Regions from separate parts of the Mus musculus genome. Here all the other regions are linked to region 3. A link is a loop called in an ENCODE intact Hi-C map of the cell type or tissue named here. Cell type or tissue: left cerebral cortex. All regions are shown on one strand. Region 1 overlaps Camkk2 (calcium/calmodulin-dependent protein kinase kinase 2, beta). Region 2 overlaps Ift81 (intraflagellar transport 81). Region 3 holds the start of Atp2a2 (ATPase, Ca++ transporting, cardiac muscle, slow twitch 2). Region 4 overlaps P2rx7 (purinergic receptor P2X, ligand-gated ion channel, 7). Region 5 overlaps P2rx4 (purinergic receptor P2X, ligand-gated ion channel 4). Region 6 overlaps Gm32988 (a long non-coding RNA gene). Region 7 overlaps Ift81 (intraflagellar transport 81).

Region 1 (4,000 bases), 270 kb after region 3:
CATCCTTAGAACTCAGTCTATATGAGGGGAGACCAAAGGCAGCTGTCTCCACCTGTATCGGGAACAAATGCCCAGACGCAAGCCAGCAATGTGGCTCGACTGGCTGGAGAGAACGAGGTTCTGAATTCAGCCCTGAATTCTCAGGCCTAAAACTTTTTAGAACACAGCTGGCACCCAGCAGATGTAAGCTGGAGGTTGTACATTTCAGACACCCATCCCAAGGCCAGTCGGAAGGTGAGAAGTTGTCTTCAACTGACCTGGAGTCCGAATTCCTTTAGTCTTAGGACGGCAGCCCAGTTTACGCCTAGGAACATATCCTTCCCTGTGAGGCACCCCTATAGAGCAGACCCCACCACCATGCACAAAACTGCCCAACTGGACATCAACTCTTCTGGTCAGGTCATGGATTCAAGAGAACTTATGTATTGAACTCAGGCTAGTGGGTCTTACTGCCAGTTTTTTCAATGTTCAAAGGGGGCGGCGGGGAGAGTTCTTTCTGCTGAACTTAGTGCTGGGAGAACCCCGCCTTAGAATGATGCCCATCAAGGGAAGAAAATGGATGGAAAACCGCGCTGGCACCCTGATTCCTCCATGCCTGAAGCCCACATACCCTAGTGTTTTCAGCTCCCTGAGCCAAGACTGACCTACAAGTGACGAAGAACTGAGGGTCATAAAAGCTTTGGGCTCTCATGCAGGCCAAACTGCAAGGCAGCTGCCACTTCCCCGAGAACCCAGGCAGCCCTTACCTTGCTCCCTAGTAAGGAAACAACCCTTACAAAGTCAACCTTTCGTTTTGTTTACCATAAAGGGAAACAAACGAAACAAAAAAAAAGTGCCGGAGAACCAGTGAGCAGGCTAAACGGGAGAAACACCGCTCGCTGGGGAATCTCACCCTCTTGGAAACAGCTCTGACAGCTGCAGCTGCGGCAGCTGTGGGACTAACTCTCCCGGCCACATCATGCTAAGCCTGTATCAACTTCTTAGTTGTCATGGTAACCGCATTATTCTCTACTTCTCTAGTGAGGAGACTGAGGCAGAGGGTCTTGCCCATGATCACACAGCCAGGGAAGTCTTGGGTACGAACACACACTAAACCAAAGCATAGCAAAGACTTCCGAGGGTATGAGGTCTAACTCCTGGCTGGAGAGACAGTAGTTACAAGCATCTCCTGCTCTTGCAGGGGACCTGGGTTTAGGTCCCAGCACTTACAAAGCAGCTCACAACTGCCCATGTCCAGCGCCAGGACATCCAACATTCTCTTCTGGCTTCTGTGAGCCCTGGCGTACAGATGGTGTATATTCACACAAACATACACATAAATTAAGAAAATAAAAAGTCCTTGACTGACTTTAACTTACACTAAAAACAAAAACAAAACCAAAAAAAAATTTTTTTTAATCTTTTTGAGATACGGTCTCTATAACCCTAGCTGTCCTAGAACCTGATCTGTAGACCAGGCTGGCCTCAAACTCAGAGATCCCTAGGGATCTATCTATGTGCCTGCCTCTGCGTCCTAAGCGCTGGAACTAAACGTGGGCACCGCCATGACGGGCCTCGAATGGGGGGGAGGGGGGGGGCAGAAATGTGGTTTTATTATTTGTTTTTCACATCCAAAGTGATATGCTGTCAGAGCTGTCCACTGCTTCAGCAACAGATATAGGGGGCGGAGGGGCCTGCAGGTGGAGATGCTAAAAACCAGAGTAGGTGAGAGAAAGCAGGCAGCGGGGCTTGCGGCTGGGCAAGGACTAGAGCCAGATGTCCAGATTCTTACCGCCCAGGGCCGGAGCCCCTGAGTGACCAAGGAGTTTCTGAGTCACTGCTGGCCACTTTCAGAGATATGAGAGGTCACGGATCGTTAAAATATCAGGACAACCCTGTCTGCAGTCAGGGCTCCGAAGACCTTGAGGATACAGAAAGGGCGGCCACGTGGGTGAGCGGGGCGCGTGTTTCAGGGGGGCGGAACATGAGGTGAGAAGTAGCCGGCTTCCTTCCTAGCGCTTTTCCCATGACTCCCTCCCAGACTTCCACTGAACCAAAGGCAGAGGCAGAGAAACAAACGGAATTTTAGTCTGTAATGGGAACAGAGAGAGAGGGCGGGGGCGGGGGTGGAGAGAGACAGAGAGAGATACAGAGACACAGAGAGGAAGAGAGATCCAATCCAGCAATACAGAGTCTGGCCAATCAGAGACAAGGGGCCTTATCTTGCCCTCCCACACGGCTCTCCCTCCCTCATCCTGCTTGGCTATAGAATGTTTAACCCGCCTCCTTCCTTCTCCAGCCTCAAGTACACCGCCCCCTAAGCAGGGACACACCAGGAAACCGGGTCTACAGGGCCACCTGTCCCCCACACCTGGACCCAGAATGGGGATCAAGGTCTGAAATAAACCGAAAGGCTCACTCTCTCTCTCTGCCAGAGTCTTTGACAGCAATGCTCCTGCCGTTCAACAGCACAGGGGAGCTAGGTAGGCAGAGAGGCACACGAATCCCAGGGAGAGGGAGGCAGAGGCAGGACGATCTTTTCAGTTCACGGCCAGTCTAGGTCACAAAGCAGGATCCTGCCTCGAACAAAAACGAGCCAGGGAATGGGATCTCTGGCTCATCCTCCTGTCTAACCGCCGACTCCCCGTTAAGGGTTCCCTTAACAGAAGCACTTGGGCATCACCACCCACCTCGGCCTTCCCTCAATTCAGGGCAGAGGGCAGATGCCTCGGTCTCCCCTCCTCGCCCCCACTTCCTGCGGGGATCATCGGTCCTCCCTCCTTTCCAGGTTGGAATTAGCATTTTTTTTTTATCTCCGTAACTGCCATCTCTCAACTATTTACAGCCGCCGGGATAAAAGGAGGCAACACAGAAATAGTCCCTCCGCAGCTTTCAGGGTGGGGTGGGGTGGGTGTGGGGGCACGGCAGAAGCTCCAGTTTTCTCCCTCTCCCTTTCCAAACCGGGGGGGGGGGAGAGTCTAGAATGCGGCTCATCTGTTGCACAGGCCTCCCCCAGCAGCTCAGAGACTCCCAGAGGGAGGGGGCCCCAGTTCCCATGAGCTCCCCACAGTACAGTGTCTGTTCCCAGACCCCCCAAACAGGGGGTTGGATGCTACAGAGCCAGACTGAGTTCCTGCCACACCCAGGGCCTCCTTCCTGCCTTGTGAAGTACAAATTAACCCAAACGGACAAAGCAAAACCAAACTTTGGCATTTTTCTCTGCGCTTAAAAGGTTTTATAACTGAAAAAAAAAAAAAGGAAGAAGAAAAGAAGAAGAAGAAGAAGAAGAAGAAGAAGAAGAAGAAGAAGAAGAAGAAGAAGAAGAAGAAGAAGAAGAAGAAAGTCAGCTAGGCACAGTGGTGTCTGCATGAGACCCTGGCTCCCAGAGGAGAGAAAGAAAGAGAAGCCCATATACCAAAACAACACAAATGTCTGTCATGATAAATAAGTCAGGTGTAGTCTGCTCGCAGCGTGGAATATTACGCAGCCATAAAAAAGGAAGTATAGAAGATGATTCTGAGGCACAAAAGACCACCTATTATATAAGATGCAACTCACAGGAAACATCCACAGTGCACAAATCCCAGAGAAAGCTGATGTGTGGGTGCCTGCCAAAGGGTGGAGGGAGGGATGCTGGGAACAAGGAGTGATAGTTTATTAGGTAAAGAATTTCCTTCTAATAGGAATGCTCTGAAACCAGACAGCTGGAACAGACATATGACACTGAGTGTCCTAAATGCCACCTGGGGAGGGACTTCACCTTGATTTTGTTTTGTTTTGTTTTTAAAAAGAACCAGAGAATGGAGTTTGGTGGCAGAGGGCTTGCTAGCAAAGTGCACCAGGCAAGCGCTCTATCAACTGAGCCACATCTCCAGTCTGAGACATCTTGGAGAATCAGAGAAAGAGAAACCTCTAACTCCCTCAGCTTCTGAGGAACAAGGTTAGATGTGCTCAGATCAGAGAGAGCAAGCACTGCAGCCTGAGAGCCACCTTGGGACTCTCTTGCCCACGAGTCCAAGGA
Region 2 (4,000 bases), 83 kb after region 3:
CCTCATGCCATCCCCTGACCTCCACAGGTGCTCTGTGCACACAGATATATTCACATGTAAGGAAATGAAAAGGTAAATTTAAAATGAAAAGAATGACTTCCAAAGGAAGTCATTCCAAAATTTAAGCATTTTATCTTTAAAGACACAGTGTTTCACTGCGTGTGTTCATGTGTGTGAACTTGCACATGTATGTGGCTGATATCACACCAGGATTTTATTTGGTGGTGGAGGACACTGACTGGGGCCCTCATGTTTCAGCAGCAAACACTACTGACTGTGCCACCTTGCCAATCACAAACAAAATTGTAAAGGTGTGCCTGGTGCCTGCGGAGGTCACAAGAAGGCAGCAGGTCCCCAAGAACTGGAGCTAGGAGTAGTTCTGAACCACTGTGTGGATGATGGGAACTTGAACCTGGGTCTTTTACAAAAGCTTAAACAGAGTGCCATCCCCAGGCTTTAAACGATTTTAGTAGTAGTAGTATCATCATTATCATCATCATCATCATTTGGGGTGTGTGTGTGTGTGTGTGTGTGTGTGTGTGTGTGTGTGTGTGCACATGCGCCTAAGTGTGTGTGCAGGTTCCCAGAGGCCAGAAAACAGCATCAAATTCCCAGAGGCTGGAGTTACAGGTGGCTGTGAGCTGCCTGATGTGGATTCTGGTCCTTCCAAAGAGCAAGTAGGTGCTTTTAACCAATGAGCTATTTCACCAGTCAAGAGACTTGTTTGAAAAAAACAAGTCATTTTAAAGGGGGAAAATAAAGGCATAGGATATAAGCAATACATTTGTGCAAGATTAAGATAAAAGCTTCCCATTTTGCACTGTAATAGGTCACCCAAACAAATGTGTCCTCATTACAGTGAAACTCCAAGCCTGCCATTGGGTAGAAAAGTGCAATTCAGTACTATCATCAATCCTGTGTACCATTATACACATGGAATCCAATGTTGTCATTTGGGAAAGAGCAGCCCCCACTGTGAATGCTTAGGTCAGTAGGATTCATGCTTTTCGGTTTAGGCCGTAGGTGCTAAGGGAACACGCTCTTATGTGGAACTAATCTATCTGCAGGCACTGGGGTGGGTAATGGATTAATGATTTACAGTGCTAGCTGTGCCTTTAGGAACAATATTATAGACTCAGCTCCTTCATGATCGAAATGGAATTTGACAAATGTTCTTTCTCCTTTTATCTGCTTACTGTGTTCCTAACCTTTTACAGTAATGATCAGAATCTGGGCTGACCTATTCCTGACACTTCGCAAGCCCACCGGGAACTACAAAACAATTACTGGACTTTCAACCTCGTTCTGAACACTTACCTGAAAACAAGAATCTGCCCCTACTCCAATTTTTTTTTTTTTTGCTTCAATATCCAGCATGAAAATTTTATTCTGAGCAATTAAGCTGGAAGGGTTTCACAAGACAGCTACACAATAGGAATGAACGTTCTGCTGCTCAGGACTATGAAGAGCCATGCATAGTTTAAAGGAGAAATGAGAAATTCCACCAAGCTCTCAAGTTTCTTCTTACAAGTGGACCAGAATGAGTACTGTCTGTTCTCAAATCCCATTAGTCCAACCCCCGTGCTAGTTTCCATGTCTCAATTAAATCACATCTTTGCCAATTGTCTGGTCAAATGATATTTAAATAAAAAGTGCATAGAAATAGGCTTGAGGGAGCTAAAGAGTTCAGGGATGGGATGCCACTATGTACAAACAACATGCTGTGTCCAAAGATAGCATTCCCATTGGTCAGGCTATTTTTCCGCTCACAGGCTCAGAAGTTTGCTCTCAGAGCTGCTACCTACTCTAAGCAAAAAGAAAATGTTTCAAAGCAACCTTTGTTTTCTGCTAAAATGGCCGTCTGTTCACAACACCCAGCATAACCAGTGTAACATAAACACGTACACAAATACTATCCCAACCTTTCCCAACCTGTTAGTATTACATTTTAAACTTTAAATTAGAAAATCTCAGCAGGCAAGCATGAACGATGTAATTATGTGCATATGGTAGTAGCTAGTTAGCTGTGCCCTCTTTACAGTCTATAATGAACAGTGTTATATGTGCTGGTTGCAATCAGCCTTAAGCAGAGGCTGGCCCAGGAATGTCTATCTTAAGAGAGCGGACCACGCCCTCCCAAGTCTCTGTGCTTCTCCTAGGAATCAGACCACCAGCTCACAGCTCACTCTAATGAACGCTTCACCTGCCGTTAATGTTCCAAGAAAAAAGCTGAAAATCTAATATTGCCTGCATCACATACTACTTCTATTATAGTAAGCTGAGCCAAATTTATTTGGTCCAATTTTGTTCTCTGTCTTAGGAAATTTTAGGACCCATAGGCCCTGCTATGATAGAGAACAATGCGATTTGAAAGGCTCTAAAAATACGGCAGGCAGGCAGGCTTGCCTCGGCTCACTTGGAAGGGCGGATGATTCAACCACAAGTGTCAAAATTTGGTTCCCAATTTTTCGGGAACTGACAGCTGCAGCAGATCTTGCCAGGATTCCCTTATCTCCACGCTGCTTCTCTTTGAAGTCCTTAAAGAAGATTTCATAATCTTCCCTATTTAGCTCTAGGATTTCTGGTGGTGGCTGCAGAATGAAATGCTTGGCTGTTTTTAAAGCTGCTTATAATAGTATTTGACTAAGCACATTTTCCGAACTGCCGAGCGTCTGGTGATGGTGGGGAAGAGGGTGCAATGGGCTGCACCCAACGGTGACCTCTCAACCCATGGACCAGGGGAACGTACACACCCTTCAGGTTCATTTGGTGCTTTAAAAGAATTTAGACCCAAAAGACATACTCCAATCTGAATGAAAACCCTGGGAACATAGCCTACAAGCTTAGATTGTTGACTAAAAAAATGGCAAAATATCACACCAAAAGAATTGGCTACAGGCTACCATATTAAATAGCAAATTTAACCTTGTGATCAGGATTATAAAACTACTTGAAGATGTAAACAGCCATGGCTAGGGTGAAGAATGATTAATTTTTCTCATCAACTGAGGCTTGCAAAATAGTGCCAAGACATTTGTTAATATTCATAGTCTGATTTAAAAAAAACAAAAACAAAAACAAACAACTTTTCAATGGACAGGCAGATCTCTGTGGGTTTGAGACTACCCTGGTCTATATATTGGGTTCCAGGCCACCTAGGCTGCACAATGAAACCATGTAGATAGAAATGGAAGCAGGGGATGGGAGGAGGGAGGAAGGAAGCAAGGAAGCTTTCATTCCAAGTGTCTGGTACCCAAGCCGCATCTGTGGTCTTTACTGTTTCCTGACTTGTGAGCTCAAGAGCGCTACAGACTATAACGGTCCACAGAGACTGCTGTCAGCATAGCATATGCTGGAGAAGGCCACAGTGAAGGTGTGAGCAGGAAGACAGCATCAGGGAGTGCATCCTAGAAGAGGCTCCCCTGGAGCTAACACCTTCCTGTTACTTGTAGAGAAGCCCACTGACAGCAGCACCTGCCACCAAGACACCGACACTGTCTTGGTCCTGCCTTCTCATTACTGCTGCTACTGGTGTAGCTGCTCTAGCTCCATCCCAATGAGACTTCTGTGTAATACATGTAAACACTTCAAAACAGAAAAGGTAAGATCACTTAAGATCTTGTTCCAATACTCAAAGTTGTCTTAATTTGGAATAATGGCAGTGACTTGCACTTTAAACCATATATGGATTTATGTTATTGTTTAGATTTAAATTTTATTTTTATTTTATGTGTGGAGTGTCTGCCCAAGTGTGTCTATGCATCACGTAAGTATGGTGTCCATGAAAGGCCAGAAGAGGGTGTTGGATCCCCTGGAATTACAGATTCCATGTGGATGCTGGGAATTGAACCTGGGATCCTCCAGAAGAGCAGCCAGTGCTCAGAAACACTAAGCTGCCTCTCCAGCCTCCATATGAAGATTTTTAACCAGAATCTAATATCAAACTAACTTACAAATTAAAGTGTGTTTTCTCTTATAAGTGATAACATTTTGAAAAGTC
Region 3 (4,000 bases):
GTAATTATTTATTTTCTGGTGTCCCAACGAAATTCTTTCAACTTTTATGGGGAGACAAAATAATTTTTTAAATACTTACGAAAGATATACATGCTGCCAGCAGTAAAATTCTAACTAGTAAGTCTTCAAACTGCTCAATCACAAGTTCCAGCAAGGTTTTTCCTGTTAGAAAAGGAAAGGAAAAAAAAAAAAAAAAAAAACAAACCATTTGTTTCAATTGTCCACATCAATCAGCCTGCACACATCATCTCTCCAAAATAACATGTTAATATTATTTACCTTCTTCAGCCGGCAATTCTAGAAGGCCGAAATTCGACAGCAACGTGTCAGGAGGAAAGCAGAAAGAAAAATGAAGATATTGTATTAGCGCTTTTATTAAAAACTGCTAAATTCACCACCATCGTTGTCTGAATGGCGGATATAGGTGTATGAACGTACAACAATCTGTCTCCACTTTGATACCCCGAGAAAATTATTCAGCCCTGGTAATCAGTGGCCTCGGAACTGCCCGTAAGCCCTCTCCGGCCTCCAGGACCATGCAGTCATTTCAGCTGGGTCATCACTTCTGCCAGATGTGCAACTTTGGGGAGCACAAGAAACGGTCCGAGGGTTTCTCAACAACATCGACGCCTCATAAATCCGCGGGGGACTCAGCCCAGCCGCAGGAACCTCCTCCCTCCTTCCCACTCCCTCTCCCCCCCCCCCAATCCGACTCGCTGAGCGCCGGCCGGGAAGGTCACCGGCTCGAGACCCCTAGAGGTCGGCGATGGCCCAGACCCGCGCGTGGACCGCCCGGCCTCTCGCAGCCGTCGGGCGCCGCGCCGAGCCAAGCCCCACGAGGTGGAGCCGGGTCAGCCATCTTCCTTGGCGCTCGGGCCCGCGCCGCGCCGCTGCAGCCCCGGCGCCCCGCACCTACCGTTGGAGCCCCATCTCTCCTTGAGCTTCTTGACCTGCTCCAAGCTCAGCCCCGTGCTCTCGTTGACCCCGAAGTGGCCCAGCACCTCCTCCACGGTCTTTGTGTGAGCGTTCTCCATGGCTGCGGGGGCCCCGGCCGGCCTCGCCTCGCGTCCCCGCGGCCTCCTCGCCTACCGCCTCGCACTCCGGCCGCGGGCTCGTGCCACCGCGGGCGCCCGGGCGCGGACAGCTGTCCCCTCCTTTTTCTTCTCCTCCTCCTCCTCCGCGGCGGCGGCGGCCGCTTCCGCCTGACCGGGGCGCTGAATCACCCGAGCCCCCTCCCCCAGAAACCGCCGCACGCGGCCCGGCCTCGCCGAGCCCGCCCGAGGGACTGCGAGCCTCCCGCCCCGCCGCGAGTGTGGGTCGCTTCAGCAGCTGCCAGCCGGCCGCGGGCAGCGCAGGCCCCGGGCGCTGCGCCGAGGAGACGGGGCGCAGATGAGGAGCGGCGCCGGGCCGAGCCCTCGGCGCCGGGAACCGCGAGGCAGGCGACGGGAGAGGAGCTGCGCGGCGCGCCGGCCCGAGCCCCTCAGCTCTGCACCCCCGACAGCGGCGGCGGAGGGAACTGCGGCGGAGGAGACGGGAGGTGGCGGCGTCGGGGACGGCTCCGCGGAGGCTGCTCTAATAGCATTTATCCGCCGCTGCCTCCCCTCTCGCCGCCGCCGCGGCATGTGGACGCCGCTCATTGGCCGAGAGAGCCCCCAGCGCGGCGCGGGCGGCGCGGCCCCGCCCCCTCCTCCGGCGCCCTCCCGCGCGCGCGCACCGCGCGCCCACGCCGCCAGCAGGCCCCGCCTCCTCCCGCGCGCCGCCCCCCAGGAACCCGGATCGAGGCCGCGCGCGGCGCCTGTGCGCGCGCACGGGGCCAGGGCCACCTCTGCGTCCACGCTGTGCTCGATGCGCTGCGGCCACCGGCGCGGGCGGAGGGTGAGCCTGACTTTTCCGGGGCCACGGCTTTTCCCGTATCGACCGCGCGCGGGGATAGAGCGCGGAGTTCACGGGTGGGCGCTCTGTGCTGGTTGCCCTGCCGCTGAGGTTGGGGACTGGCTGGGACCGCGCATTGGCAGGGAGGCTCGGGAACGCAGGGGGGCCGAGGCGCGCTCGCACTGGTGTCCTTGGCTTGCCTCCGCGTCCTGGGCAGCGCGAGCCGTGCTCTGCATCCTAATGTCTCCTTCAGAGCCCCCCTCAGCAACCAAGGGGAGGAATTCCGCAGTTCCCTTCCCACACAGCCAAAAGCGCTCATCTGTCGCCTCGGGAACACCGCATCCCACACCCCCAGCCGAAAGCCTCATCTCCATCGCACGCCAACACCAGCCCTTCCTTCCCCTGCGGGTTCTGTGCCCCGACAGGGAATCCCACTCTTGGGGGAGGAAGGAGGAAGTTTTATTTCGTTTTTAGTAGCTCACACAGCCTTTGACACACGTCTGCATAGAAGTCACAGGTTATGCTGTAGCAGCTATGCTAGGTGGCTTGGCTTTGGCTTCCAAATGATGGCTGCTATATAAGACTTCCACTTCCCCCAATGCGAGAGAAGGAGCCTTCAATCCCAAATCTATTCTTAAACCACAGATCATCTGTTGTTTCTGTGAGGTCTGTACAGAGCCTAGCATGCAAGGTAATTTTGCCAATATAAAGAGGCTATACGGAGCCCGCCTGTGATCCCACGAACAGAAGTGGAAGCCACGGGATCAAGAGTTCAAGGTCATGGACAGACACTGAAGGAGTTTAGGAGCAGTCTTCCACGTTGGACCTTGTCTAAAACATACAAAATAAATTTAAAAAGCAGAGGAATGTGGGAAGCCATACTTAACAGGGAGGAGGCCCTTTGCATTGAATTTGCAAATATCTTCACAAAATGCGGCTTCATGAAGGGCATAGATTGCAAAATAAAGCATTTCATCTTCTTGAGTGTTTAGCAACGCCACCCCCCCCCCCCAATCACTTGAGACGTCCCACAAGGCTCCGCCTCAAGACTTAAGATAGATTCCTTCAGCAGATGCAAATCATGGTGCTTTACCCGACTGAAAAAAAAAATCAAGTACGTCACTTCATTTAATTATTTCCAAGGAGTGGAGGCTGGCACGCAGTTCTGATTGATACTTGGAACAGGACCAACAGAACCCTACACGAAACAAACAAACAAAAATTCTAGTGTATAGCAATGCACTCCCTAGAAGCAAGGTGGAAACTGGTTAGGTCACAGCCTCTTCTGGAGGATCAGGTGACTGCCTGCGAGGTGGGGGGTGAGAGGGTGGGAGGGATGGAGAGCTGGTGGGTCTCCCTCCTAGCTGGATTCCAGTTCTGTCGTACCTACAGCAAGGGGCACTGAGAGTAGGAAGGTCATGACCTCTCTTAGTTTGTCTGTGATGCTCACTGGGTTTGGCTTTTGTTCTGTAGTCCCCTCCTTCAGGGGCTGGAGGTGCACCCTACAACACGGGTTCCCAGTTTTTCCCTCAGGCCATCTTCCTCCTTGTCCGGTCCCCTCCTGAAAGATGTTTGGTGGTTTTTTTTGTTTTGTTTTTCCAGAGCTGAGGACCGAACCCAGGGCCTTGAGCTTGCTAGGCAAGCTCTCTACCACTGAGCTAAATCCCCGAGTCCCCCCCACCCCCCGGAAAGATGCTTTATTATCTAAAGCAGCTCCCCTCCCCAGGATGCCTACTATCACATTATTCAAGGGTCTCTGCTGCCCTAGCACTTTTCTATGGAAAATACACTGTAGATTTTGTTTAGCTGCTCGGTGCCTGCCTCCTAGCATCTTGTAAGGGCATCCAGACTTGAGAATGAAGCTTGTCTGTCTGGTCCATACTCAGTACAAAGCACAGTCCCCAACATCTGCTCATCATTTATTGAGTGCCTACAGTTTAAATGCATGAAACCAATGAGAGCCCCACCCTCCTCAACCCATCAGTTACTTGGGAAGGGCTCTGCCAGCACTAAGGCCTCAGCAAACGTCTGCTCAGCTCCAGTGTACTAATTTTTCCATTCATCAATAAGCTGGATTTATTTTGGCCTCTGGACCACTTACCTATGAGAAGAATGGCTGTGAAGCTTA
Region 4 (4,000 bases), 150 kb after region 3:
GTTTCCATCATGTCTCCTTTTCTGCCTGTCAGGCCACACACACACACACACACACACACACACACACACACACACGTCTCTTTCACAGGGACACTGAGCATTTGAGACTCACCCAGGTTACCTAAGGTGAACTTAAATCTCAAAGTCCTCAGTCTCATGTCCTCAGTTGCATGTCCTCAGTCACACGTCCTCAGTCACACGTCCTCAGTCACATGTCCTCAGTCACATGACTCAGTCACATGTCCTCAGTCACATGTCCTCAGTCACACGTCCTCAGTCACATGACTCAGTCACATGTCCTCAATCACACGTCCTCAGTCACACGTCCTCAGTCACATGTCCTCAGTCACATGACTCAGTCACATGTCCTCAGTCACATGTCCTCAGTCACACGTCCTCAGTCACATGACTCAGTCACATGTCCTCAATCACACGTCCTCAGTCACACGTCCTCAGTCACACGTCCTCAGTCACATGACTCAGTCACATGTCCTCAGTCACATGTCCTCAGTCACATGTCCTAAGTCACACGTCCTCAGTCACATGTCCTCAGTCACATGACTCAGTCACATGTCCTCAGTCGCACGTCCTCAGTCACACGTCCTCAGTCACATGTCCTCAGTCACACGTCCTCAGCCATGTGTCGTCTAGACGGCACTCCCTGATAAGGTACCACTGCTTGGTTCCAGAGATGAGTGAGGATCGGCAATCCTTGGGCTCCTGCTACAGGATGGGTGACTGGGAGGATCCAGCCTATTCAGAAGGCAGCTGCAGCTGAGGTACTGGTGTCCGGGTCTCACATTGTTGGTTTTGTGGGTTCCCGCTGGGCAGTGGTCCACAGAGACCTTTATTCTGACTATGCAGTGCCTAAGTGAATCCAGCCTTTGATCACATGATAGATCACATGATGAACTGTCTTTTTTAACAAGATTTACAAATCTCCTCGGTGGCCAGAGTCACATAGCCAGTCGGCGGCCGAGCCAAAATCGAACTTTCACAGTCACTAAGCTCATCCAGACTTCATCCAGAGTTCACGCTCACCCTGGAGACTGGAGGGGACAGGACCAAGACCTGGAGGGAGACTAAACTGTATTGGATCACCTGGTTGTGAACTGATGGTGGCCTGGCCTGAGGAGGTGACAGTGACAGAGGACAGGTGGAGTTGAATAACGTGAGGAAGATGAAGTAGTGGACTTTCTTTGATCTCGGTTTGCTGAGACGGGGCTTTAAGTAGCGCCATACATAGCTGTACCTAGCCTTGAACATCTACCCTCTGCCTCTGCCCCTGCCTCCACCACCACCCAAGTGGATACCACCAACCTATAGATAGTCATTGAAGCCATGGACATCGTCAATGGACCAGCAAGAGAGGTAACTAGATGAAAGCAAGAAGCTTTGAAGAGAGAGAGAGCCCTGAGTGGCACTAACATTCAAGGAGCAGGGAGATGCAGAACTTCCCAAAGCATTCTGAGACAGACGTCAGGGAGATCCAAGGAGGTCGGAAGAATGTAGACTCCTTGAGGCTGTGGTTAGAAAAAGAAGGAGAAGGAGAAGGAGAAGGAGAAGGAGAAGGAGAAGGAGAAGAAGAAGAAGAAGAAGAAGAAGAAGAAGAAGAAGAAGAAGAAGAAGAAGAAGAAGAAGAAGAAGAAGAAGAAGAAGAAGAAGAAGAAAGAAAGAAAGAAAGAAAGAAAGAAAGAAGAAGGAAGTCACTGGTGTCAGTCAGGGCATCTGCAGCAGGCCTGCTGGCCCCGGGAGGGAAGGGAGAGAGCACGGGTTGGCGAGGGAGGCTCTGGAGAAGCGGTGAGGTGGGGGTGGGAGCCAGACTGGAGTGGGTGGAGGAGTGAATGGAAGTGCGGAAATGGATGCGGTGACTCACTCTTTCAAAAGACTAGGCACCATAGGAGGAGTCAGGTCCTGCATTACGGCAGCAGAGAAGAATGGAGGGCGGGGGGTGGGGTGGGGGGGGAAGGTTTATTTTTAAGATGGGAATATTATATTTAAATGCAGAAGAGGAAAAGAGGGAGACAGATCAATGAAAAATCACCACCATCACCATGGTCATCTTCACGGGGACCAGCCAGCAACCATGGGGGGGGAGGGAGCTTGCCTGGTCCTCTTCCTTTGGTAATCACCCTTGACAGGTGACAGGTCCATCCTGCACTCTACTCCTTCAGAGGGCTCTCACAGTTGTGTCATCTGTCCTCATCTCCAGACTGATACCCAAGGTGCTGTCTGGAACCCTTCATCTCAGTCATGTCCATGTAGACGGAGCTGCCATGACCCTTGTGGTCAGGGGTGGAGGCACGTGCCTTTAATCTTAGCACTCGGGAGGCAGAGACAGGAGGATATCTGTGAGGCCAGCATGGTCTACAAAGCCAGTCCAGGACAGCCAAGGGTGCTATCACACAGGGGGCGAAGAGACTGACTTGTGAAAGGCAGTGTGCAACACTGTTGCTTTGCTGATGTTCACTGCATGAAACAATGTAGCCTTCTGTAGTCTGGCCCAAGGAACTGAGCCACAAATGTGTAAATGTGTATGCCGTTGACCTGGGAAGAAGATGCTCCTACAGATGCTGCCCGGCCCCATGAGTGAGGGTGTGAGTACAGGAAGCAAAGCCTGAAGCGAGGCCCCAGCTCTTTGAAGAGGGAGGTCTCTCTCAGAGCTTTTGCTTTAGAGTTATCTTTGCTCAGAACTCTGGGGTTCCTTTAAAAGAAATAGGCAGACTTTGCTTCGAGTCACTTCCTCCCCTGGTGGTGCTCTGAGAACCTTCTCACCATGCTGCCCGTGAGCCACTTATGCAGCCATAAATCCGGGAAAGTCCTTGAAATCCATAGCATATGGATCGGGACGCTGAAGAACACCTTCCTAGGGGCCATCTGCGTCTATATCTGGTGAGTCCAGACAGAGCCAGTCCCAGGGCTCCCTGGCCCAACCTCTTTCTCTACCTCCACTGCATCCCTGCTCCTCCAGGCTACCCCTACTTTGGCCAGGGTCTCTGGGTGACCCTAGCTTCTTCTGTGTCTGATCTCTTCTGCCTGCCAGGTTCTCCAGTTCCTCTAAATCTCGCCCATCCTACCAGGTTCAGCTAGATTCCAGCCCCTTGATACTGTGTTTGCTCCAGGGACTGGTGGCTTTGCATGCACCCGAAAGCACTGACCATCTGTTTCTTAGAGCTAAGAGTCACTGGGATTACAGACTAGAGAATTATCACACACACACACTCCCATTCATGGACTGAACCCATGGCCCAGAGAAGAGGCCTAGCTTCTCTTGAATCATTCCATGAAATCAAGAGTTGGTGACTGGGGCCTGGGCGTGGTGGCACACGCTTTTAATCCCAGCACTTGGGAGGCAGAGGCAGGTGGATTTCTGAGTTCGAGGCCAGCCTGGTCTACAGATACAGAGTGAGTTCCAGGACAGCCAGGGCTACACAGAGAAACCCTGGCTCGAAAAACAAAACAAAAAACAAAACAACAACAACAAAAAAGAGTTGGTGATTGAATTGAACATTAGACTACTCTTTTTAAAGGGCAAGACGCTGCAGTCTCTCTTTGCCTCGTCCCTCCTTTGATTCATTTCTGGAATATGTTAGTAGAATTTTCGTGTTCATTATGATACAAAGGTCTATTACATTTCCAAAGCCTTTACTAGTTCAAAAAAGTTGGATTCAATTGGAGATTATCATGTGTTGCATAATTCTAGAATGGGGATGATACATCAGACTGAGGTAGAGCACCAGTTGCTCTGGGATGAAGTTGCAAGGTATAGCTTGAAAGAAAATCCCAAGTATTTCTATGTGATTTGAGGCCAGGGTGAGACAGAGCACTCGTAATTGGATTTGTCTACATGTGTTCTATTGCACTCTGCATCAGACATGCTGAGTGGGTCCCAAATCTGGATTTCTAGCTCTAACATCTTTTTTTTTAAACTGTCTACATTTTGTGCGCAGTCACGTGCTCATGTGCCCTGGTGTCCATGTGGAAGTCAGGGAATAATGTT
Region 5 (4,000 bases), 220 kb after region 3:
AGGAGCATCCATAACCCATGAACGCCTTAAAGGCAAACTGGAGGCCAGCAGATGCTAGGCAATCATGGTGGCCACAGCCAGCATCCCTTTCATTGAATGCTTTGGGCAGGAAGTTCTGCCTCTTCAGAGGAAGGATCCGGAAGGCCTGGTGACCCTAGTGTGACACAAAAGAGGATAGAAAATGCCAGATGTTCCCATTCTCCTTGCGAGAGTGGCGCTGTAAACTGTCGGAAAGGTGGCACCGACCGCAATGCGCATGTGTGTAATAACCTGTACAATTCCTTTTCCAGGCCAGCTTTTTTAAAGGCTGCAGAAAACTTCACCCTCTTGGTAAAGAACAACATCTGGTACCCCAAGTTTAATTTCAGCAAGTAAGTGGGGGCCGGGCAATAGGCATTCACGCGCCTCTTAAAAAGAACTTCTGGGGGCTGAGAGATGGCTCAACGGTTAAGAGCACTGACTGCTCTTCCGAAGGTCCTGAGTTCAAATCCCAGCAACCACATGGTGGCTCATAACCATCCATAACGAGATCTGGTGCCCACTTCTGGTGTCTGAAGACAGCTACAGTGTACTTACATATAATAAATAAATAAAATTAAAAAAAAAAAAAAGATTTATAAAAAAGAACTTCTGGCTCTCCCCGAAGCTGCCCTTGCTCAGACTCTCTGCTTCCTCCCCTACTTCAGGAGGAATATCCTCCCCAACATTACCACCTCCTACCTCAAGTCGTGCATTTATAATGCGCGGACGGATCCCTTCTGCCCCATATTCCGTCTTGGCCAAATCGTGGCGGATGCGGGCCACAGCTTTCAGGAGATGGCAGTGGAGGTAGGTGCCAGCATGGTTTTCCTCGCATCTTACCTGCCCCAGGATCCCGGCCCCAGCGTGAGCTTGAGTTCCGAAAGCCTCCCCTGCTTTCCCCACAGGGAGGCATCATGGGTATCCAGATCAAGTGGGACTGCAACCTTGACAGAGCTGCCTCCCACTGCCTGCCCAGATATTCCTTCCGGCGCCTCGACACTCGGGACTTAGAACACAACGTGTCTCCTGGCTACAATTTCAGGTACCGCTCACGCGTTGGGAGGATGCGTACATGTGGTTCAAGCCCAGGGCACATCCTGAGACCTGTCTCACTAAAATATAAGAGGCTGCACTGAGCCGGGCGGTGGTGGCACACGCCTTTAATCCCAGCACTTGGGAGGCAGAAGCAGGCGGATTTCTAGGTTCGAGGCCAGCCTGGTCTACAAAGTGAGTTCCGGGGCAACCAGGGCTATACAGAGAAGCCCTGTCTCGAAAAGAAAAAAAAAAAAAAAAAAAAAAAAAAAAGAGGCTGCACTGAAACTAGCCAGCTGAAGATGCTGCTGTATCTGTTTCCCCGGGCTCTAGTAACAGATGACACCGAACAGCTCGAAACAACAGAATTTTATTCTTCGATAGTTCTGAAACCAGAAGTCTGTAGGATTATGTTGCTGTGAACTCTGCGGTCTGATGCCGTAAACTCCTGAACCCCCACCATCACCCCAAGTGCTGGGATTAGAGGTGTGCACCCGCCACACCCACCTTCTCTCTTCTATTTATGGACGGCTAGGAACTTGCTGTGTAGACCGGGTTGGTTCGATCTTCTCTTCAAGAACATTAGATTTAGGGTTAACCTTAATCTGGCATGACCTCTCTTTAACTAATTACATCTGCAAAATAAGATCACCTTTGCAGGTGGAGATGAATTTGAGAAGGGACACTATTAAATCCAGGACACCTGGGAATGTGAGCGAGGCCTGGGAACACCATTGCCATTTTTCAAAAGCAGCCAAATCCTGTGTACAGTTAACGAGCATTTATTTGCTAGGTCAGTTTTCAAAGTTGCCCTTGACTCCCTCTAGTGGTAGCTTGTGGTATCAAATTTGCGTGGGGTAGTAAGAAGGCTTTCTTGAGACTAGGGCAGCTATTCGAACTCCCCCCAACCCCCACACCAGGGTGGGGTCAGATTTGTATGGTTCTGTCTCTGTCTCAGGGTTCTTAGGGGCCACGGTGGAGACCTAAAGCTTGGAATCCTAGAACTGAGAAGTTGACGGATCTCACACACACCCAGACCGTAGCCAGCACCAGTCTCACCTGAGGGTCCCAAGCCTGGACCAATAGCATAGAAGCTGTGGCACAGATAAATCCCAGACTTGAGATTCTGATAGAAAGCTAACTAAGGCTGGGGCCGGGCAGAGCGGTGATAGGGGCAAGGTTTCTTCGGAGAATCTCCATATTGCATATTTAGGAACTAATTGACCTTTTAGTTTCCCGGGACAGCTGGGATTACAGACTTCCCTGGTTTGCATTCTGTAGCCTGGAGGGTGAGCTGAGTTGGTGTCTTATCTCAATTGTGTATCTCAATCCAGCCAATGAGACTAAAATGGCAGGTGGTAGCCAGGGGGGGAGCCCAGAGGCGTGGTGTATCCCACCTGGAGCCAAGCTCCAGCCGGGCTGTGAGCCCCGGGGCTGGCTCAGTCCCCATCCTTCCATGCAGTCTTGTAGATCCCCACTGGCTGACAAGTTCTGTTAGTGCACAGGGTCCCCTGGAGAGAGGCAGGGGATGATGATATGACCCAGCTGTATCATCAGGAAGGCCGTTCAGAGCAAAAGGGCTCCCATCCTGGGGTAGGATGCTGGTGGCAGAGGAGTCCCTCTGCTCCTCCGGGAGGGGTCCTGGCTCCTCCTGCTACATTGCCTCACATTAACTAGGAGGCTGACCTGGGGGGGGGAGGGTGCTTGGTGTCTGCGAAGCCACTGGAGCAACTCGTTAACCAAGACAAGTTGTGCTCAGGGACTTGGGTCCTGCGCTAACAGTCCCTGCCTGGGACCCCAAGATCTGCACTTATTCTCCACCCTACCCTCTTTTCCTCCAGGTTTGCCAAGTACTACAGGGACCTTGCTGGCAATGAGCAACGCACACTCACCAAGGCATATGGCATCCGCTTTGACATCATCGTGTTTGGAAAGGTAGGCCCTCCTCTGAACCCTGCTTGGAGAGAGAAAGCCTCCCACTGTCCTATTTTCTGTCATCACCCCCATTAGAACACTTTGGTTCTCCTCCTGTCTTCCGCCAGGCTGGCAAGTTTGACATCATCCCAACCATGATCAATGTTGGCTCTGGCTTGGCGCTCCTAGGGGTGGTGAGTGTTTTAGAGCGGTTTCCTTGTCTGGACCTTTCTTACTCGTCAGCAGCTTAGTGAGCAAGCGCTGGCCTTCCCCTAAACCTCAGACTTGACTCTAGACTGGATGCCGTTTGGGGTGAGGAGAAAGATTCCCTAGAAATCCCACCTCTGAGACCAAGCCGGTTGGTCTCAGTCCAGTCTGATGCAGAGAAACGGAGATGCCATTCCTCCTTGGTAGGTTAGATCTCAGAGGAAGGGGGTCTTATAAAGCATCCTGGTTTATTCTGTGCTAAATCAGGCGACCGTGCTGTGTGACGTCATAGTCCTCTACTGTATGAAGAAGAGATACTACTACCGGGACAAGAAATATAAGTATGTGGAAGACTACGAGCAGGTAAGCACCTGTACCCAGCGCAGGCACGAAGTGTGAGCGTCTTGCCTTTGTCCCTTGTCCCCACGGAGAGCACCGAGCAAAGGCCCTTCTACCGAGGCTGGCACGGGTCAGCTGATCACCCCAGCAGTTACACCTGTAGTAGCATGGCTTTTCCTCTCTTCAGATAGACTCCCTCTTTAAAACCCAGCTGTGTCTTACCTTCTATTTATCACTGTCACACCTTGACTGTGACAATGGATCTCCATCCACATGGTACTTTCATTCATCCTCAGAACGAGGGTTTTGTACCTTACTGTGAGACTCTCTAGAACTAACTGGAGACCTCTCTGTTGCTAAGATCTCCCCACAAGCCCTCAGGAGAGGCACCAAGCCGCTGCCTGCCGTAGGTGGTTGGGGATCTGGTGGCAACACGGGCTGGGTAGTCACTCGTTTACCCCTCTTCGCAGGGTCTTTCCGGAGAGAC
Region 6 (4,000 bases), 120 kb after region 3:
ATGCCCTCTTTTTGGGCAAGGCCTCCTTTAAACACTCTTCCTCTGTTCAAATGGACATTTGCGTCCCCCACGTTGAGCCTCCTGGATTCAACATCCCTGGGTCTCATTGAAGCGGTTTGAGAGTTCCTGGTACACAGAGAATCTGAATCACATACTGCAGCGTTGGGGCTGTATGGACGACCAGGAGACGCTGCACTTGAACCCCAATCTCTAGAAAACAGTTGGGATTGTGGTGTGGGGACTGTCAGAAGCATAGCGGCCACCTCTGAATGGCGGGTTCCTGAGATATCAGGCCTGTGCTTTTTCTTTGCTTTGTCAAAATCTCCACCATGAGAAAGAGACAAGCAGCCATGATGTAAAGGAAGTAAAGCAAGTCTGGTATAATCAACCCAGGGCCCGTGGGAGACCAGGACCCGGACTTGGTTCTCTCCTAGTCCCTCACTCCTGAAGGTAGGGACCACAGTGTCAGAACAGGTTATTGCTCCCTGTAAGCTACAGTAACGGCACCGGGGATCACCAAGACACTACTAATCGCTTTCCCACAAAATCAAGTCTCTAGTTGATAACCTGGTCTAAGTCTTTATGACAACTTCATTGTCCCGGCTTGAGATTGGGTTAGGCGGAGTCATGTGACACTTCTGGCCAATGAAATGAGAGCGCAAATGGGTTCCAGCCCCTTGGAAGTTGGTGAACGGCTGACCACACCACCTTGCAATCAGCTTGTTACATCCAAGTTACATGTTCCTTATGTTGGAGCTAATTTGAGTCGAGCTTTGCTATTACATCATCCTCTCCTACCCAGGCATCTGCTGAAGACATTGCACATGCAAACTGGCCAAACAGCCATTAGCAACAGGGAGTGGGTAGCAGAGGGTGGAGTGGGTAGCAGAGGGTGGTGGGAAGCTGCTCCTGGCGCCGAGTTCCAATGATAATCCTCTGAGGACTGTGATTGATCAAAAGCGATTTCAGTTCTAGAAGGAATCGTTAAGCGCTGGTGCAGGCGCTGAGACAGAGAAGCAGCCTGCCTAATTATCTGAAGGCAGGGCTGATACCTGGGCTAGAAATTATCTTGTATTATTGCATCAAAACACTCCACAAGGAGCCGAGAGGACCACTCAGCAGATAGGAGCACTGCTACTCTTAGAGAGAGGACCTGAGCACAGTTGCCAGTACCCACACTGAGTGTGTGTGTCACAACCACCTGTAACAGCAGCCCTAGGGGATCCCACACTGGCCTCTGAGAGGAACTTGCACTCACATACACAACGGGACATAAACTAGCATATATGCACATAACTAAAAACAGGCTGGAGAGTGGTTAAAAGCACTTGCTGCTCCTGGAAAGGACCCGAGTTCAATTCCCAGCATCCACACCAGGCAGTTCACAACCATCCTCAACTTCAGTTCCAGGGTGTCTTATGCCCTCTGGGCTTGCTGGGCATTTGCCTACGCATGGTACACACAGATGCGGTGCACATAAACATACACAGGTATACACACCTATAAAATTAAATTAAAATTTAAAAACCAACATGCTACAGGACATCTAGAGTGCATTGCTATTCTGCTTCTATTCCTGAGAATCCACTCTTAACCTCTAAGATCAAGCCAAGTGGTGAAGCAGATGAGTTTTAGGGGCCTCAGTTTTCTGACCTGTAAACTGGGATGGTTAGGATGCAAATTCTCTCATATCGACACTCAGAAAGAGCTTTGTGAGACGTAAAACAGGTAAAAGGTCACCAATGCTCTGCAGCCCAGACACAGCAGTCATGCCTTTCAATGCTGTCTAAATTTGGGACGCTTGTGACCCTGTATATGAGTCTATGGTTTAGACAGAGCCTTGTTCCGTTCCTTAGGTTTTGGAGACCCAACCTTTTCATCTGTATCCAGTGGGAAGACCTTGTTCTACTGTGCACTGAGGGTAAAATAACCTTATCTGGAAATAGTGACATACTGCATTATTATCTCACCAGGTTTTCCTGGCCAGGGTCAGACAAAAACAGTGCAGATGCCATACTGAATGTTGGTGCATTGCTGCCCTCTGCTGGTCATGCCCATAGCTCCTGGACAACAAGCAAGCCCAAGGCACAGAGTTAGCTCTCCTTGGATTGAGCAGACAGTTGAACTGGGGACTAATCTCTGATCTGCATAACAAGAGAGAGGATGAACCTATGTAGGGTCGTCTGCTCAGACTCTCAGGGTTTTCCAGTCTGGGATCTCTCTCTCTCCCCCCCCCTCTCTCTCTCTCTCTCTCTCTCTCCCTCTCCCTCTCCCTCTCCCTCTCGCTCTCGCTCTCGCTCTCGCTCTTGCTCTCGCTCTTGCTCTCTCTTTCTCTCTCTCTCCTTTGCTACCTGTGATGGCTAGTGTAGGCTGTCAAGTTGACATAATCTAGAACCTCCTGCAATAGTTGTATTTGTGCACATCCACAAGGGTGGGGGTGGGATGGGGTCATCCTAACTTGGCCCACCAGTGTAGAAACACTCTCCCACTGTGGATGGCCCCTATTCCCAGGGCTGGGCTTGTGGAGAAAGAGAAAGAACGGGAGCTGAGCGTATTCCTCCTTTTCCTCCTTCATTTTAAATATTATTTATTTAATGTATATGAGTATACTGTAGCTGTCTTCAGACACACCAGAAGAGGGCATCGGATCCCATTACAGATGGTTGAGAGCCTCCATGTGGTTGCTGGGAATTGAACTCAGGACCTCTGGAACAGCAGTCAGTGCTCCTAACCGCATATCCATTCTTATCTCTCTGCTTTCAGAGTGTGGATTCGATGTGTCCCCGTGCCACAGGCTCCCATTGCCTCGACTCTCCCTGCCATCAAAGATTCACCTTCAAATTTAACGGGGCAGTGGGCATGGGGGAATAAAGGGAGTGGGAGAAAACCCCCGTCCCACAAGAGTTCTGGTGCTCTGGGCGGGCAGATGTAGGAGGACTGTCACACCCTTTCCATGTAGCCCCGGGTGGGTGTCTGAATGTGGGAAGCTATGGACCTAGCCCACGAGGGTGGACAAGGGACAGTCTTAGATCTCTGGGCCTAAAGGAGGCCAGAGGTAACAGGTTCTCAGTATTGGGCATCCCAGACACTGCTGGACACAGCAGAAGGGCTGAGAACAAATGGGGGCCCCGGGGGCGGCTTGGTCAGCTCCTGGGTCAAAGGGAGAAGGCAGGGAGAGAGGGGGCGTTGGGTGGTTCCCATACAGGCGAGAGTCCTTGGTCCTGTTTGTGGCTGGAGTGCAGGAAGGCCTTCCTTCCAGCGGGAGGTTAGATGAGGCTCTTTAGGGAAAAGCCTATCTCATCATTCAAGCACAGTGGGCCTTGATGAGCAGATACAGTCTATGGTTTTAGAGCTTTATTGTAGAAAGGCAGGGAGAAAAAGAGAAGGTAGAAAGAAACAGAGAGGCAGGTCATGGACATGTGGAGAGAAGGGGGAAGGGAGAGAAAAAGAGAGCTGGAGATGAGAGTAAGAAAGGTGAGAGCTTAAAGAGAGTGAGGAGGGGCCAAGCAGCCCCTTTTATAGTGCACTGTGCTACCTTGCTGTTGCTAGGTAACTGTAGGGAGGAGCATACCTGGCTATAGTCAGGTAACTGTGGGGATGGACTCTAGCCAGAATGCTAGAAGTTTGAGACATTGTCTGCATGATTTATAGTCACAGAATTATGGAATTGGGGGGCTCTGTGGTGTCAGGCACTTGTCTCTGGGAACGTGGCTCACTGTTCTGTCTCTTGTAGAGTTTCCTAGTGGGTTTGTCTCTACTGGGTCACTGGAGCAAGCCTCATTCAACCAAAACAGGCTGCCTTTTACAGTTCCACAAAATTGTGATCCAGAATAAACCCATTCTTCCTCAGGAAGCTTTTGTTAGAGCAAAGAAGCTAAGAGAGCCTCAAACTGACTGGAGTTCTTGTCATTTGACATAAACCGGAGTAGCTGCCCCCAGACCCAAGGCCCTACGTTCTGCTGGGTGCTAGGTGCGTACCTCTCTTGTATCTTTTGTAAGG
Region 7 (4,000 bases), 64 kb after region 3:
GGGGGTTTGTAGGGTTTTTGGATACATGATCTTTCATGGAGTCTATGATGGCTTCAAGTTCAACATGTGGATGTAACCAGAGATGACCTTGAACCTCTTACCCTTCCAGTTCCACCACATCCAGCTGAGTTTTACAATCAATCAATAAAAAGTATTTCAAGAAAACTAAACTATTAGATTGTATACTCTAAACTGAGTATACAATTACAATTGCATGTAATTAGTTATTCCATTTAATTACACAGCAATAGAATTGCCTCTAAGAAAACAAACTTTTCAAGGTGTTATTCTAGTTACAGATGATTAAATGTTAAGGTGTAAATCTTGAGTTGGTGATACTCTTGATTTTAAGTAGTTATAAAACTTAATTTTAGAATGCATTCCAAATACAATAGAAATAACTGAGGATAGCCCATTAAAGTTAAAAGTATACAATATTTTAAAATACTCTTGGTCTTTAAATGTATGATAGTGTCACTGGGCATGTTGGCACATACCTTTAATTCCAACTCTTTGGGACTGGGGCAGGCTGAGCTCTACAAGTTCAAGGCCAGCCAGGACTACATAGTGAGATCTTCACTTAAAACAAACTGAAACAAAAACAAAATAAAAAGGCACAGCCTCAAAGGCTGCGGGATTCCCTTAGCTCCTGAGTTCTGGGCAACTACAACAATCTGAATGTAAACAATGGGTGTTAGGACTTGGGGATGTAGTTTACCAACACAATGCTTTGCCTAGCAAGTGTCAAATGTGGGACTCCATCTGCAGCATCAGAAAAGTAAAACAAAACAAAACATACAAAAACCTCTGAAAGGCTAGGGAATAGTTTAGTGGCAGGCCTAGTTTAGTGCTTGTCTAGCATGTGAAAGGCCCTGGATTCCATCTCTACCACCACAAAACACACAAATAAATCAAGGGCAACAGAGAAGTTAGTAGTCAACACTGGTATAACAAGACTAGAAAGGCCATCCTGTGGTTGGAGGCGTAACTAATTCCCACAGGAGGAGGAGGGGGACCATGATACGGGGAAAAAAGAAACAGTGGTAAAAAGACTTGAAGGTGGCAGGAATAGAGGAAGATCCCCAAAGATTCAGGGGTCACATTACATTACTAGTGCAGTGTTAGAGACACTTGCTCTGCCGTCTGCCACTATACAATCTTAGACAAGTCACTAGTCTCTATGCCTGCCTGCCTGCCTCCCTCCCCACCTCTGTTCCTTTCTTTCTCTCCATAAAGGAAGTTCCTGTCTCTTTGGATTGTTTGTCAGGTCCAATGAGAAATGTCAGAGTACAAGGTACATAGCTAGTGCTTAATAAATATTGTTAATACCAAATTTACCATCACTATCTATAAGTCCCCATTGCTAACACTCGTACAGCTTTTCTGGTTTCATAGCATCCCTCTGGCCTATTCCACAATATACTAAGTAATATATACATTACTTGCTCTTTAGATGTGATTTCTTTTATCTTGCTTGAATTTCCTTATGTGCTGCTACCATACCGCTTAGAGCATAAACCTGAGAGAGCAGGGCTGTCTCTTCGATCTCCTCTGTGATGGCAGCAGTGTGTAATGAGATAGACTGAGATAAGGCAACTTAGGCAGGACATGCAGACATGGTAGCATTCACCTTTAATTCTAGCACTTGGAAGAGGCACATGGATCTCTTTAAATCCAAGGCCAACATGGTGTAAACATAGTGTTCCAGGACAGCCAGAGCTATGCAAAATGGGAGAAAGACCCCGGGGGGGGGGGGAATTTGCAGGCTAAAGTAAGACCCTTCCTTGAGTCTCCCATTTGTCTGTCTGGATAAGCTTCTAAACCTATCTCAGACTGTGTGGCATTTTCTATAAAAAGGAAATGATGTCTATAGCTGACTTCAAAGTCTATGTGATTTTCTACTCTGGAGCTAACTCTGACAGATGGTGTTCATGTAGAACTGGGTTTCTAGTTCCGTCCTCAGGCACAGGCAAGATGGCTCACACTCACACTTACAATTACTCCGGAGACGGATGAAGCAGCAGCACTACTGCCAAAACCTAGCGGCTGGCCGCTGGCTCGTGCATGCTGTGCAGGGCACTTACCTCTGACAGTTCTCCTTTAAAGCCCTGGTTACAACTAGCTTCCAAGTAATGGCACTTGTGCTTAGCCTCCTGCCGTTTGCCCGCTGTGCCTGCCAGAACAGTAAGCCCATCCATCTAAGGCTGCCTTGCTGGGATACTCTGCCTCACTTGGCCACACAAGAATGAGATTTAATACTTACAGCACTCAAATGCAAATGATTTTTACAAATTTCATCTGGCTGCATTTTGCATTTCAGTTTGAATTCCTTCTCCCCAGCCCTCACTGATTTGTGGGCCCCACCATCACTGCCTTATGCTGCGTCAGTTCAGTACTAGTTTCCTTTCCATTATCTCCCTTAAAAAATACCTAAGAGTCCACCTAAGCAAGACAGCAAAAACATCAAACTTACTTGACATTTCTGACGCAACTGCCGTAGTTCTTTTATAACTGGGGCTAAAGCTGACTTCTTTTCTGATACCAAGGAATTCAGTTTTTTCACCTGTCATTTAAAGCAAAAGACATGTCATTTAAAAAATGAAAAAAAGTGCTGCATACATAAAAATACTACTGCAGTCAAGTAAAGACTTAAAGAAATAAAACTTTTAATTACTTTAGTGCCAAATAGTAGGAAAGAGATTGAATAGATGTTAGTTTCTTTTTTTCTTATTTTTTGGGGGATATAGGGTCTCACTATGTAGCTCTGGCTGTCCTCAAACTCACAGAGATTTGCCTGTCTCTGCTTCCCCAGTGCTAGGATTATAGATGTGTGCCCGAGGTCTGGTTAATAGATGTGAACTCCGTAGCAAAGTGCAGGGCCACTTATTGGTTCTAAATGCCAGTTATCATGACCGCACACCATGCTGAGAAGATGTCTGCAATCTAACACTGAAGCACAAAGCAACTACAAATTACCTGTGTGCCATTATAATGTTATTGTCTATGAGACATGTGCAACTCAGGAGGTCACATAAATGAACACAAATATGCACGGGTGATTTTCAATATATGTAATGTGAATAACCTGACAGAAGAGGGGTCCTGGAGGCCTCCTCTATACTAAACACTAAGTATTTTTAGAAACTAGATTTGGGCGAAATCCAGAAAGTTTGTAGGATACATTCTGGAAAGTCTTTGAGTTTGGGGATGCAACTATCTTTTTTCTTTTTTTTTTTTTTTTTTTTTTTTTTTTTTTTTTGGTTTTTCGAGACAGGGTTTCTCTGTATAGCCCTGGCTGTCCTCGAACTCAGAAATCCTCCTGCCTCTGCCTCCCAAGTGCTGGGATTACTATCTACTAATAAATAAGAAAAGATTTTAATATCATGCTTGATGAAAATGTCCCAGTGTATTTGGGTGATAGCAGCCCCGAATCTAGAATATCAAAGACATACACAAAGATGAAATAATTCTAGTTCTTATTTTTAATATAGATATTTCTTTAATGTTACATCAAGATACAAAATAAGCACTGTTTTAAGCTGAACATTACAATGGAACAACTCCTTGATAAAAAAACACCACATAGATGCAAGAATTCGGGAGAGTGAAGTCTCAAGCAACGGTGTGCTGCTGTCGGTGTGAGTGGAGCCTGAGTCCTGAGGGTGAGTGAGGTAAGGCCTTCTCTAGGCAAATCCTTCCTCTGGCCTGAGTGTGCAAATTGACAATGTGTAGAAAATGTCCACCATAGCTTCCCCCATAGAGTTTACGCCTAACGATTGATACCCTACAGAGACTGCTCCTAAGAAGACTAGCTAAGCCCCCTCCTTGTTCCTCTGTGCATAGTAAACAGCTAAGTGGGTATGCAGCAGCAGCAGCTTCTTAGAGCCTGGATCACCTGATTCCCGCTTTTCTATTTATGTGTCTGTGTGTCTGTCCTTTGTTCCTTCCCTTGCTGCCCCAAGAGGTCAACCCTGATACCATACAAGCATGTATGACAAAA

The links. A loop is a pair of places that touch in the nucleus more often than their neighbours do. Peaks named below come from ENCODE experiments on the same cell type or tissue, not always from the same donor. Only the 100,000 strongest peaks of a DNase experiment are listed, where the experiment ranks them.
Region 1: a loop joins it to region 3, with 2.9 times the contacts of the local background. A loop is called at or near these places in 6 of 42 quality-filtered maps.
Region 2: it touches region 3 in a loop (8-fold over the local background); 2 of 42 quality-filtered maps call a loop at or near these places.
Region 4: a loop joins it to region 3, with 9 times the contacts of the local background. A loop is called at or near these places in 2 of 42 quality-filtered maps.
Region 5: a loop joins it to region 3, with 2.9 times the contacts of the local background. A loop is called at or near these places in 4 of 42 quality-filtered maps.
Region 6: it touches region 3 in a loop (3-fold over the local background); 18 of 42 quality-filtered maps call a loop at or near these places.
Region 7: a loop joins it to region 3, with 2.1 times the contacts of the local background. A loop is called at or near these places in 3 of 42 quality-filtered maps.

The regions. Positions count from the first base shown.
Region 1 is chr5:122,773,013-122,777,012 of GRCm38, forward strand. All of the region lies in intron 1 of Camkk2 (calcium/calmodulin-dependent protein kinase kinase 2, beta), which reads right to left. Among named protein-coding and RNA genes, the nearest start is that of Camkk2, 4.4 kb to the right of the region's middle. In left cerebral cortex, no CTCF peak of the experiment used is centred here; DNase peaks (open chromatin) are centred at 2,168 and 2,753; H3K4me3 peaks cover 560 bases; H3K27ac peaks cover 1,232 bases.
Region 2 is chr5:122,583,234-122,587,233 of GRCm38, forward strand. All of the region lies in intron 11 of Ift81 (intraflagellar transport 81), which reads right to left. Among named protein-coding and RNA genes, the nearest start is that of Ift81, 29 kb to the right of the region's middle. In left cerebral cortex, no CTCF peak of the experiment used is centred here; DNase peaks (open chromatin) are centred at 2,136, 2,475 and 3,317; H3K27ac peaks cover 2,463 bases.
Region 3 is chr5:122,500,652-122,504,651 of GRCm38, forward strand. It overlaps Atp2a2 (ATPase, Ca++ transporting, cardiac muscle, slow twitch 2), which reads right to left and starts at 1,574. Exons shown (of 20, transcript NM_001110140.3): 1 at 917-1,574; 2 at 280-297; 3 at 80-162. The coding sequence starts at 1,034. In left cerebral cortex, a CTCF peak has its summit at 1,502; DNase peaks (open chromatin) are centred at 885, 1,689, 2,168 and 2,918; H3K4me3 peaks cover 2,800 bases; H3K27ac peaks cover 3,306 bases.
Region 4 is chr5:122,647,648-122,651,647 of GRCm38, forward strand. All of the region lies in intron 1 of P2rx7 (purinergic receptor P2X, ligand-gated ion channel, 7), which reads left to right. Among named protein-coding and RNA genes, the nearest start is that of P2rx7, 5.7 kb to the left of the region's middle. In left cerebral cortex, no CTCF peak of the experiment used is centred here; DNase peaks (open chromatin) are centred at 1,853 and 2,743; H3K27ac peaks cover 1,469 bases.
Region 5 is chr5:122,724,304-122,728,303 of GRCm38, forward strand. P2rx4 (purinergic receptor P2X, ligand-gated ion channel 4) reads left to right here. Exons shown (of 12, transcript NM_011026.3): 6 at 291-371; 7 at 687-828; 8 at 927-1,063; 9 at 2,895-2,988; 10 at 3,096-3,161; 11 at 3,442-3,537; 12 at 3,984-4,000. It also overlaps a transcript of Camkk2 not described here. Among named protein-coding and RNA genes, the nearest start is that of P2rx4, 19 kb to the left of the region's middle. In left cerebral cortex, CTCF peaks have their summits at 926 and 1,888 (motif pointing left); DNase peaks (open chromatin) are centred at 918, 1,875 and 3,071.
Region 6 is chr5:122,625,401-122,629,400 of GRCm38, forward strand. Gm32988 (a long non-coding RNA gene) reads left to right here. Exons shown (of 3, transcript XR_387697.3): 2 at 1,857-1,921; 3 at 2,764-2,883. Among named protein-coding and RNA genes, the nearest start is that of Gm32988, 3.3 kb to the left of the region's middle. In left cerebral cortex, CTCF peaks have their summits at 2,039 (motif pointing left) and 2,661 (motif pointing right); DNase peaks (open chromatin) are centred at 797 and 2,035.
Region 7 is chr5:122,564,788-122,568,787 of GRCm38, forward strand. Ift81 (intraflagellar transport 81) reads right to left here. Exons shown (of 19, transcript NM_009879.4): 14 at 2,474-2,563. Among named protein-coding and RNA genes, the nearest start is that of Ift81, 48 kb to the right of the region's middle. In left cerebral cortex, a CTCF peak has its summit at 2,142; a DNase peak (open chromatin) is centred at 1,988; H3K27ac peaks cover 1,089 bases.